2 separate regions of the Mus musculus genome follow, and region 2 is linked to region 1. Evidence: chromatin loops called from intact Hi-C (ENCODE). Cell type or tissue: left cerebral cortex. All regions are shown on one strand. Links, peaks and the distances in the headings refer to the core of each region. The heading gives the core; the rest is flanking DNA.

What was found. Hi-C counts contacts between places; a loop is a spot of excess contacts. Peaks named below come from ENCODE experiments on the same cell type or tissue, not always from the same donor. Only the 100,000 strongest peaks of a DNase experiment are listed, where the experiment ranks them.
Region 2: a loop joins it to region 1, with 2.4 times the contacts of the local background. A loop is called at or near these places in 19 of 42 quality-filtered maps.

The regions. Positions count from the first base shown.
Region 1 is chr8:70,614,473-70,618,856 of GRCm38, forward strand. Lrrc25 (leucine rich repeat containing 25) reads left to right here and starts at 2,372. Exons shown (of 3, transcript NM_153074.3): 1 at 2,372-2,554; 2 at 3,090-3,892. The coding sequence starts at 3,099. In left cerebral cortex, for the core only: no CTCF peak of the experiment used is centred there; a DNase peak (open chromatin) is centred at 2,346.
Region 2 is chr8:70,666,130-70,670,513 of GRCm38, forward strand. No RefSeq gene overlaps it. Among named protein-coding and RNA genes, the nearest start is that of Lsm4, 4.9 kb to the right of the region's middle. In left cerebral cortex, for the core only: CTCF peaks have their summits at 1,746 (motif pointing right), 2,918 (motif pointing left) and 3,122; a DNase peak (open chromatin) is centred at 1,114.

The DNA.
Region 1 (4,384 bases), core at 139-4,138:
TCTGGGTAGGAGACAGCCATATGTGTCTTCTGTTGAAAAGACTAGCCTGCTGTTTAACGTCCCTAGTTTCCTGAGTGCTTCTCTGTGAAGCCTTCGAGTCCTCTATGAGGTCCCATCCGCTGACCGAATTCACTTGTCAATCTTAATCTGACCAATGACTCTCAGTGTACCCAGTCACACAGCCCATCCCCTGGTCTTTGCTTGGTCAGCAGCCTGGCACGCAGCCTTCCTCCTTCCTGTTAATAAGAATGGAGTGCCCATTGCACAGTCTTCATGGGAGCCAGGAAGGGGTCAGTATAGCAGGACCTAGGGCCTGGCTGCAGGGAAGGCTGTAGGCAGGAGTAGGCATTTCTGGGGTGTCAGACATTTGTGGGGGGACAAGCAGCAGGTAGAGTTGACCTCAGAGACTGGGACAGTGGGGGGCCCAGGCTGTTTCAGCACGGGAGCATTAGGACAGCAGAGCTCAATTGTGGGGTGTAATATATTGGGGACTTTGGTACTGAGAGCTGTCTAGGGATCTTGGGAGTTTTGTGTGTGTGTCACTGGCACTTTGGAGACATTGGAGGTCTCTCAATATCTTTGAGGGTCTCAGGGGTGTCTCTAAGAATCATTGGATATTTTGAGGTGTCTTTGAGCATATATGGTTGTGGCTGAGGGCACTTCTGGCTTCTGTGGCTTTCATTCAAAGATTTTTGTAGACTGGCGCTTGCCACTGTGCCTGACAGTCTGAGGTCAGCCTCTGACCACATGGAGGAGGGAGAGAATAGTCTCTTGTCAGCTGTCCTCTGTCCTACCTGCCATCTCTGCTTCCAGAATATTCCACACCCTAAAAATGAGCCCCTGAGCCCCAGTGTCATGAGCGGGTGGAAGCTGCTAAAGCTCATGTCGTCGTCGGGTCTGACAGCTGTTGCTCAGGGTCATCCACATGGGATGTCATGTCACAGACACTTGGGCTGCTCGTGTGGGACCCAAACCCCAGGCTCACAGCTGGGCTGTGTCTGAGCTCCCTCAATTGCTGAGCACAATCTACAGCCCCAAGAAGGTCTCACCAAGCCAGGCGGTGGTGGCGCACGCCTTTAATCCCAGCACTTGGGAGGCAGAGGCAGGCATGTTTCTGAGTTCAAGGCTAGCCTGGTCTATAGAGTGAGTTCCAAGATAGCCAGGACTACACAGAGAAACCCTGTCTTGAAAAAACAAAAAACAAACAAACAAAACAAAACAAAACAAAACAAAACAAAGGCCTCACCAGGGTCAGGGAACACACACAAACCCAGCTACCAGCATAGGCCAGGCCCCCAAGTGCTAGGGTTCCTGTATCCCACGACCCTGTCAGCCTTGCCACATGGAGCCTCTACATAGGTATCGTCCCCAAGGGGGTCAAGGACAGAGCTGGTCACCCGACCCTATGACCTCACACAGCCTAGCCACTTTCTCTTCTAGGACAGTCTCTCCCTGGGTGGGGTTCTTTCTGATAGCCTGGCATGTCTCTCTGCCTCAGGAATACAGATTCGGTCTTCATACCCCCAACCTCCTCCCTTCCCCTGAGCATACTCCAGCCTGGTTTCCACTGGCCCCGGGACTTGCTGGCTCTGGATTACCCATTTCCACCAGTGTGAGAGTGAGGCCCACACTTCTAGTTCCCCCTTCAGCTTCCTCTTACCCAGCTGCTCCTTGGGCCTCAGGGTCTTAGCTCCTGCTGCCTGCCAGGCACTTATCAGCTATGTGCCCTCCCCTAGCTGGTCCCTACAGCCCCTTTCCAATAGCCTGCTGCAGAAACTTCCACGAAGCACCTGTGAGGGTTAGGAGCTTGGAGAAGTAAGGACAGTTTTTGTTTGTTTGTTTGTTTGTTTGTTTTTTAAAGATTTATTTATTATATGTAAGTACACTGTAGATGTCTTCAGACATTCCAGAAGAGGACATCAGATCTCCTTACAGATGGTTGTGAGCCACCATGTGGTTGCTGGGATTTGAACACAGGACCTTCAGAAGAGTAGTCGATGCTCTTAACCGCTAAGCCATCGCTGCAGCCCTAGGGACAGGTTTTAAGACTCCTTGACAACTCCTAGCTATGTGTTGCTAGCTATCTCTTCTTAGATACCTTGTGGAATTCTGTCCCTTTTTCCTGTCCTGCCTCTATTTGGGGCGGGGCGTGGGGGTGGGGATCGGACCTCTGATCACTGTCCAGTTCTGACCTTTTCCAGGACCAGATGTCCCCCGAGTACCTGCCCAGAGCTGAGGCACTTTAAGTGATTGTTCATTGAGTGAATATTTGCAGAGCCCAGCAAAGATCAGGAAGCGGGTGGAGGGGAAGCTGCGGGCCAAGGAGCTCAGGGTGAGGTCACAGCAAGAGAGAAGTGGGACAGTAAGGCCCCTCCTCCTCTCGTGAGAGCCTGAGGCTGGCAGAGGGCTCTCTGCTGTCCCCTCCACTCCTACACCTACTCGTCTTCCCGTCTTCCCGCAGGCGTGGATTAACAGGTGGAAAGCACCAGGAGCTGTGAACCCCAACCCAGACCCTAGGACCCTGAGGCTTACGAGACATCACGAAGGCCAGGAGGTGAGACTCAAGGCAACGTCGCGTCCAGCTCACTCGCGGATTGGGCAATGTAGAATAATAGCAGGGTCTGCAGGAAAGATGGCCAGGATCGGGCTAGGAGGTTTCCAGGACAACAACTCGTTTGCATACGGTTGTGTGGTTGTGTCTTGGCCAGTGAGAGGTGCTGCAGAGATGCAAAGCCTGGGCAGGTGTGTGTGGGGGTGGGATAGTCTAGTCTTGTGGTGGGCAGGTGCAGGATGCACCCATTTCACAGACCAGCATTTGGAGGCCCAGGAACCAGGGAAACCCAGAGAAAGGTGGCCAGCCAGGGGCCATGGGCTTCCATGTCAGAAAAGCCTTAACTGGTTGGGGTGCTTTATTTGGGTTTTATTGGGTCTCACTAAGTAGACCCGGCTAGCCTCGAACTCGCAGAGATCCACCTGCCTCTGCCAGACGAGTACTGGGATTAAAGGCACGAGCCACTACATGGTTTGAATTATTAATCTGTATTTAAAACAAAACCAAACCAGTGTTTAACTTAGGTGTTACCACACAGGTTGCTGGGATGGGAAGCATCAGAACTAGGTTGCTGTGGTTATGTCTCCTGATGCTGTTGGCCCTGCTTCACAAGTCAGGAAGTCAAGATCTCACCTGCATGGTTCACCCGAGCAGGGTAGACTGGACTCAGACATTTAATGGCACCTGCCTCAATTTCAGTGGCCTTGGCCTGTCCCTGCCAAGGAGCCCCTTGCAGGCCAGCCATGCTCAAGTCCTGGACCTGTCTAAGAATGGCCTGCAGGTGCTCCCTGGGGCTTTCTTCGACAAGCTGGAAAAGCTGCAGACCCTGATTGTCACCCACAACCAGCTGGACAGTGTGGACAGGTCCCTGGCCTTGCGCTGTGACCTGGAGCTCAAGGCAGACTGCAGCTGTGGGCTGGCCTCCTGGTATGCTCTCCGCCAGAACTGCTCCGGGCAGCAGCAGCTACTGTGTCTACACCCAGCCACCGAAGCTCCAAGGAACCTCTCCACCTTCCTTCAGGTCAGCTGTCCCCCCAGCTGGGGCCCGGGGACCATTGGAGCCCTTGTTGCTGGGACTATCTCCCTGGCTGTGGCTGTCAGTGGATCTGTGCTGGCCTGGAGACTTCTTCGCCGCCGCCGCAGAGCCAGTGAGCACAGCCTCAGCAAAGCCCAGATGTCCCCACACGATATCCCCAAACCAGTGACAGATTTCCTGCCAAGGTACAGCAGCCGGCGACCTGGCCCCAAGGCCCCAGACTCACCACCCAGCAGGTTCACAATGGATTATGAGAATGTCTTTATTGGCCAGCCGGCCGAGGACTGCTCATGGTCTGCAGCCAGGTGAGTGACCATAGATCCCTGCCCACAGTGAACAAGGACTGCTTTAGCAGGACAGAGGCATGCCCCGTCAGAGTCAGCGGAATTACCAGCTACTCAGCAGTTGGCCTGAGACTGTCAGCTGGGCCTTGTGCAGGCTGTGTGGCCAAGTGGCTTCATATGTTCAGATGAGGGCTGCAGGCCTCCCCTCCCCTTTAGGGGTTGGGGTAAGAGTTTGGAAAGTTTCCAAGGGGCCAGTCCCCACGTTGTGAGCTGTAAACCCAGCTCATACCTCTGGAGGAAGCCAGGCTCCAGGTCAACTAGGGCTTGGTGAAAGGTCAGCAGCCCGGGCTCCTGACTTCGTGGATGTCTGTGTCCCCATGCTATAGGGACATCAATGGAATCTCCCTGTGGCTTGTAGGATGCACAGCAGGTGAGGACTGGATAAAATGAGTAAGGCTGTTAGGCTGTTGTCCCCACCTACCTTCCCACTTCCCAGCGGGGGGGGGGGGTGCA
Region 2 (4,384 bases), core at 86-4,085, 52 kb after region 1:
CGGCCTGTGTTTTCTTATGTTTTGTTTTGTTTTACTGAGACAGGATCTGTGTAGTCCAGGCTAGCCTCAAATTCATTATGCAGCTGAGGATGCCCTTGGACCGATACACTTTCTGATTCTGGGATAACAGGTGGGCATTGCCATGGTCAGGGCTTGGTCAGGGAATATTCTGAGGGTCAGGTCATGTCTCTCTTGTTTTTTCCCCCACAGCAAGGCTCAGAGCTAGTTGACCTGTGAAATACTGGAAGAGTCCTCAACCTCCACTCTCTGTCTCACCACAGGGGTGCTGAGATCACAAATATGTGTTGTGTACCTGCCTTTTTACCTGTGTCCCAGGCATTGAACCCAGGTTTTCATGGCAATGCTTTCACCCACTGAGCTATCTTCTGGTCTGGCCCCCACGCCACCCCAACTCCCCTAGATACCTTTTGTTTTGTTTTGTTTTGGGGTTTTTTTTGTTTGTTTGTTTTTTCGAGACAGGGTTTCTCTGTACAGCCCTGGCTGTCCTGGAACTCACTTTGTAGACCAGGCTGGCCTCGAACTCAGAAATCCGCCTGCCTCTGCCTCCGGAGTGCTGGGATTAAAGGCGTGTGCCACCATGCCCGACCTCCCCTAGATACCTTTAATTATCTGTATGTGGGAGAGTTTGAGCACACATGTGCAGGTGTCTGGAGCCAGAACAGGGTGTCAGATCAGATGTCCTGGAACTGAAGTTAGTACAGGTGTTTGCGAGCTGGTGTATGGGTGCTGGAAGCTGAACCAAGTCCTCTGTAAGAGCCGTCAGTGTTCTTAACCCCTGAGCCAGCTCTCCATCCCCAGGAAGCTTTGGGTTTCTGTGTGTGCAGGTGTCAGAAAGCTGTTTCCAGCTGTTTTCTATATCTGACTGTGGAGGAGAGACTGATGCCCCAGTGTGTTGACCACACAATCTTTAAGTTCCCAGTCTAAGCTCATTTCCCGGTAAACAAAAGGTGACTTTAGGGGCTGTTTGACACCAGTCTGGAGTCTTGCAGAACACATCCCTGTTGGACCACACCCCACCAGGCCACACCCCTGCCAGCACCCTCAGTCTGGAACACTCTGAACACAGTGAGAAAACAGTACTAACGCAGCCAGCAGCCCTGGCTCTGCGGCTCAGTTGGCATGCCAGTTGGCATGCGTAGGACTGTGTGGAATCTTTGCTTGTCATGGACCAAGTCACCAAGTCTTGACGACAAGTGAGACTCACTGATCCTTCTCACAGCCTCCCCCCCCCCTTTTGTTCATGTTACTTTGTTCTGAGACAGCTGCTCACTACAAAGCTCTGGCTGGCCCACTTTCACACTCTGACTGCCTAGTACCCAGAACTTGCTATGTGGACAAGGCTAGCCTCAAGCTCACAGATCCACCTGGCTCTGCTTTTTGAGTGTTGGGATTAAAGACATGGCCATTACACCAATCTCCCCAAACTCTCCTCTGTCCTTTCTTTCTTTCTTTCTTTCTTTCTTTCTTTCTTTCTTTCTTTCTTTCTTTCTTTCTTTCTTTCTTTCTTTCTTTCTTCCTTCCTTCCTTCCTTCCTTCCTTTCTTTCTTTCTTTCTTTCTTTCTCTCTCTCTGTTTTCAGAAGTGTTTTGCTATGCAAACCAGGCTCCCCACATTCCAGAGAAATTGTTGGTTCTTTTTTTTTTAAATAGATTTATTTACTTATTATATGTAAGTACACTATAGTTGTCTTCAGACACTCCAGAAGAGGGCGCCAGATCTCATTACAGATGGTTGTGAGCTACATTGTGGTTGTGGGATTTGAACTCAGGACCTTCAGAAGAGCAGTCAGTGCTCTTACTCACTGAGCTATCTCACCAGCCCCGGGGTTGTTGGATCTTTTGTTACTTTTGGCTTTGGTTATGTTGAGGCAGTTTTGCTGTTTTGCCTCTACTTATGGCAATAATCCTGCCTCTCCCCTGGCTGCTGTATTAGCATGTGTTTGTTCAGCCAGAGGAGGGTGGCTTTCATACATTTTTGACACATTTCCATCACACCTTCTCTCCCCCTTTCCTGACCATTTAGGCAAACAACAGTAGCTTCCCCACGGGGCCAATGAGGTCCCCAGCCACAGGTGTAGAGCCACAACCTGTTTGCAGACGCAGACACAAGCCCTCTTCTGGACCAGGACTCTACTCCATCCAGTAAGCGTTGGTGATACCCATAGCAATTGTGCCGCTAATGCCCCGGTGGGCACCTCTGGCTGCTAGCCCCACATCTCCCTGATGCCCATCCTGACTAACAGTCATGGAGGTATGTGTGCTGGGATGACATCATATTATGTCAACCTGACACAAGCTAGAGTCCTCAGAGAGAAAGGAGCCTCAGTTGAAGAAATTCCCCCATGAGATCCAGCTATAAAGCATTTTCTCAATTAATGATCAATGGGGGAGGACCCAGCCCACTGTGGGTGGTCCCATCCCTGGGCTGGTGGTCCTGAGTTCTGTAAGAAAGCAGCTGAGCAAGCCATGGGGAGCAAGTCAGTAAACAACACTCCTCCGTGACCTCTGCATCAGCTGCTGCCTCAGGTCCTTGCCCTGTTTGAGCTCCGGTCCCGACTTCCCTCGGTGATAAACTATGATATGGAAATATAAGCCAAATAAACCCTTTCCTCCCCAATTTGCTTTTTGGTCCTGGTGTTTTGCTGCAGCAATAGAAACCCTAACTAAGACAACAGGTATGAGTTGCTATCCCCCAGCTACTTGTTTTGGGACCCAAGGGAGATGACCCGGTGGGGAAAAGCAAAAGGATCTGAGTTTAAAATCTGTGTAAGGGCTGGAGAGATGGCTCAGTGGTTAAGAGCACTGACTGCTCTTCCAGACGTTATGAGTTCAAATCCCAGCAACCACATGGTGGCTCATAACCATTTGTAATGAGATCTGATGCCCTCTTCTGGGGTGTTTGAAGATAGCTTGAAGATAGCTATAGAACCTGGCGGTGGTGGCACACGCCTTTAATCCCAGCACTCCGGAGGCAGAGGCAGGCGGATTTCTGAGTTCGAGGCCAGCCTGGTCTACAGAGTGAGTTCCAGGACAGCCAGGGCTACACAGAGAAGCCATGTCTCGAAAACAAACAAACAAACAAACAAACAAAAGAAGAAAGAAGATAGCTATAGTGTACTCATACATAATAAATAAGTTGGTTCTCACACAGTTTTTTTTCTTATTTATTAAGCACTTAACCCCCCTGTAAACAACTCACTCCTTTTTTTTTTTTTAAAGATTTATTTATTTATTATATGTAAGTACACTGTAGCTGTCTTCAGACAATCCAGAAGAGGGCATCTGATCTCATTACGGGTGGTTGTGAGCCACCATGTGGTTGCTAGGATTTGAACTCAGGACCTTCAGAAGAACAGTCAGTGCTCTTAACCACTGAGCCATCTCTCCAGCCCCAACTCACTCCTTCTAAAGAAAAAATTTGAAATGTAAGGGTGTGTAAGATTTGTTTTTTAAAGTGTACAGTATGTGTGTGTCTCTCTCTCTCTCTCACTTTTTGGTATAGTTAAAACACTACTGAATGTGTCTTTAGATAGCCCTGTCCTGGTGGTATTTTCAATAGCCACTAACCTTGCCTGGTACAGTCTGGGGGTTGTAAATTGGCATGGAAATTTTAAGCAGGTTCTTGGTACACAGCACAAATTTGTTATATATGGGGACAGTAGTTTATTTTTTGTTTTGTTTTCTTTTGTTTGTTTGTTTGTTTTGTTTTGGGGGGGTTGGTTTTTTGAGACAGGGTTTCTCTGTATAGCCCTGGCTGTCCTGGAACTCACTTTGTAGACCAGGCTGGCCTCGAACTCAGAAATCCACCTGCCTCTGCCTCCCAAGTGCTGGGATTAAAGGCATGTACCACCACGCCTGGCTTGGTTTTATCTTATTTTATTTATTTATTTATTTATTTTCGGGACAGGGTTTCTTTGTATAGCCCTGGCCTCCCGAGTGCTGGGATTAAAGGCGTGCGCCACCATGCCCGGCCTTTGGTTTTATTTTTGTTTTGTTTTTTCATCTTCAGATGTCTCTGATGCAGCTTATATGAAGTAATTGTTGTTCTGTTAACTGAAGACCACTCTAATTGCAAAAAAGAAAAATGCGGCTTTTTTGTTGACATTCTGAATGCTTCTAAGTAAATGCAATTTTTTAATTAAAAAAAAAATGCGTATGTAAAAAGTAAGGCACAGCCATCCATGAGTTGGCACTGAGGAGTCAGAGACGTTGAGGTGCCGGGAGCTCACTGGCCAGCCAGCCTAGCCAGAAAGGAAAGCTTCAGTTTAGGTAAGAGATGCTTCCTCAGCAAGCAAGGTGGAGAGGGATGGAGGAGCTGCTGTCGCATCTGGCCTCTGAAGGCCACAGGAGGCCACATGTACCCTC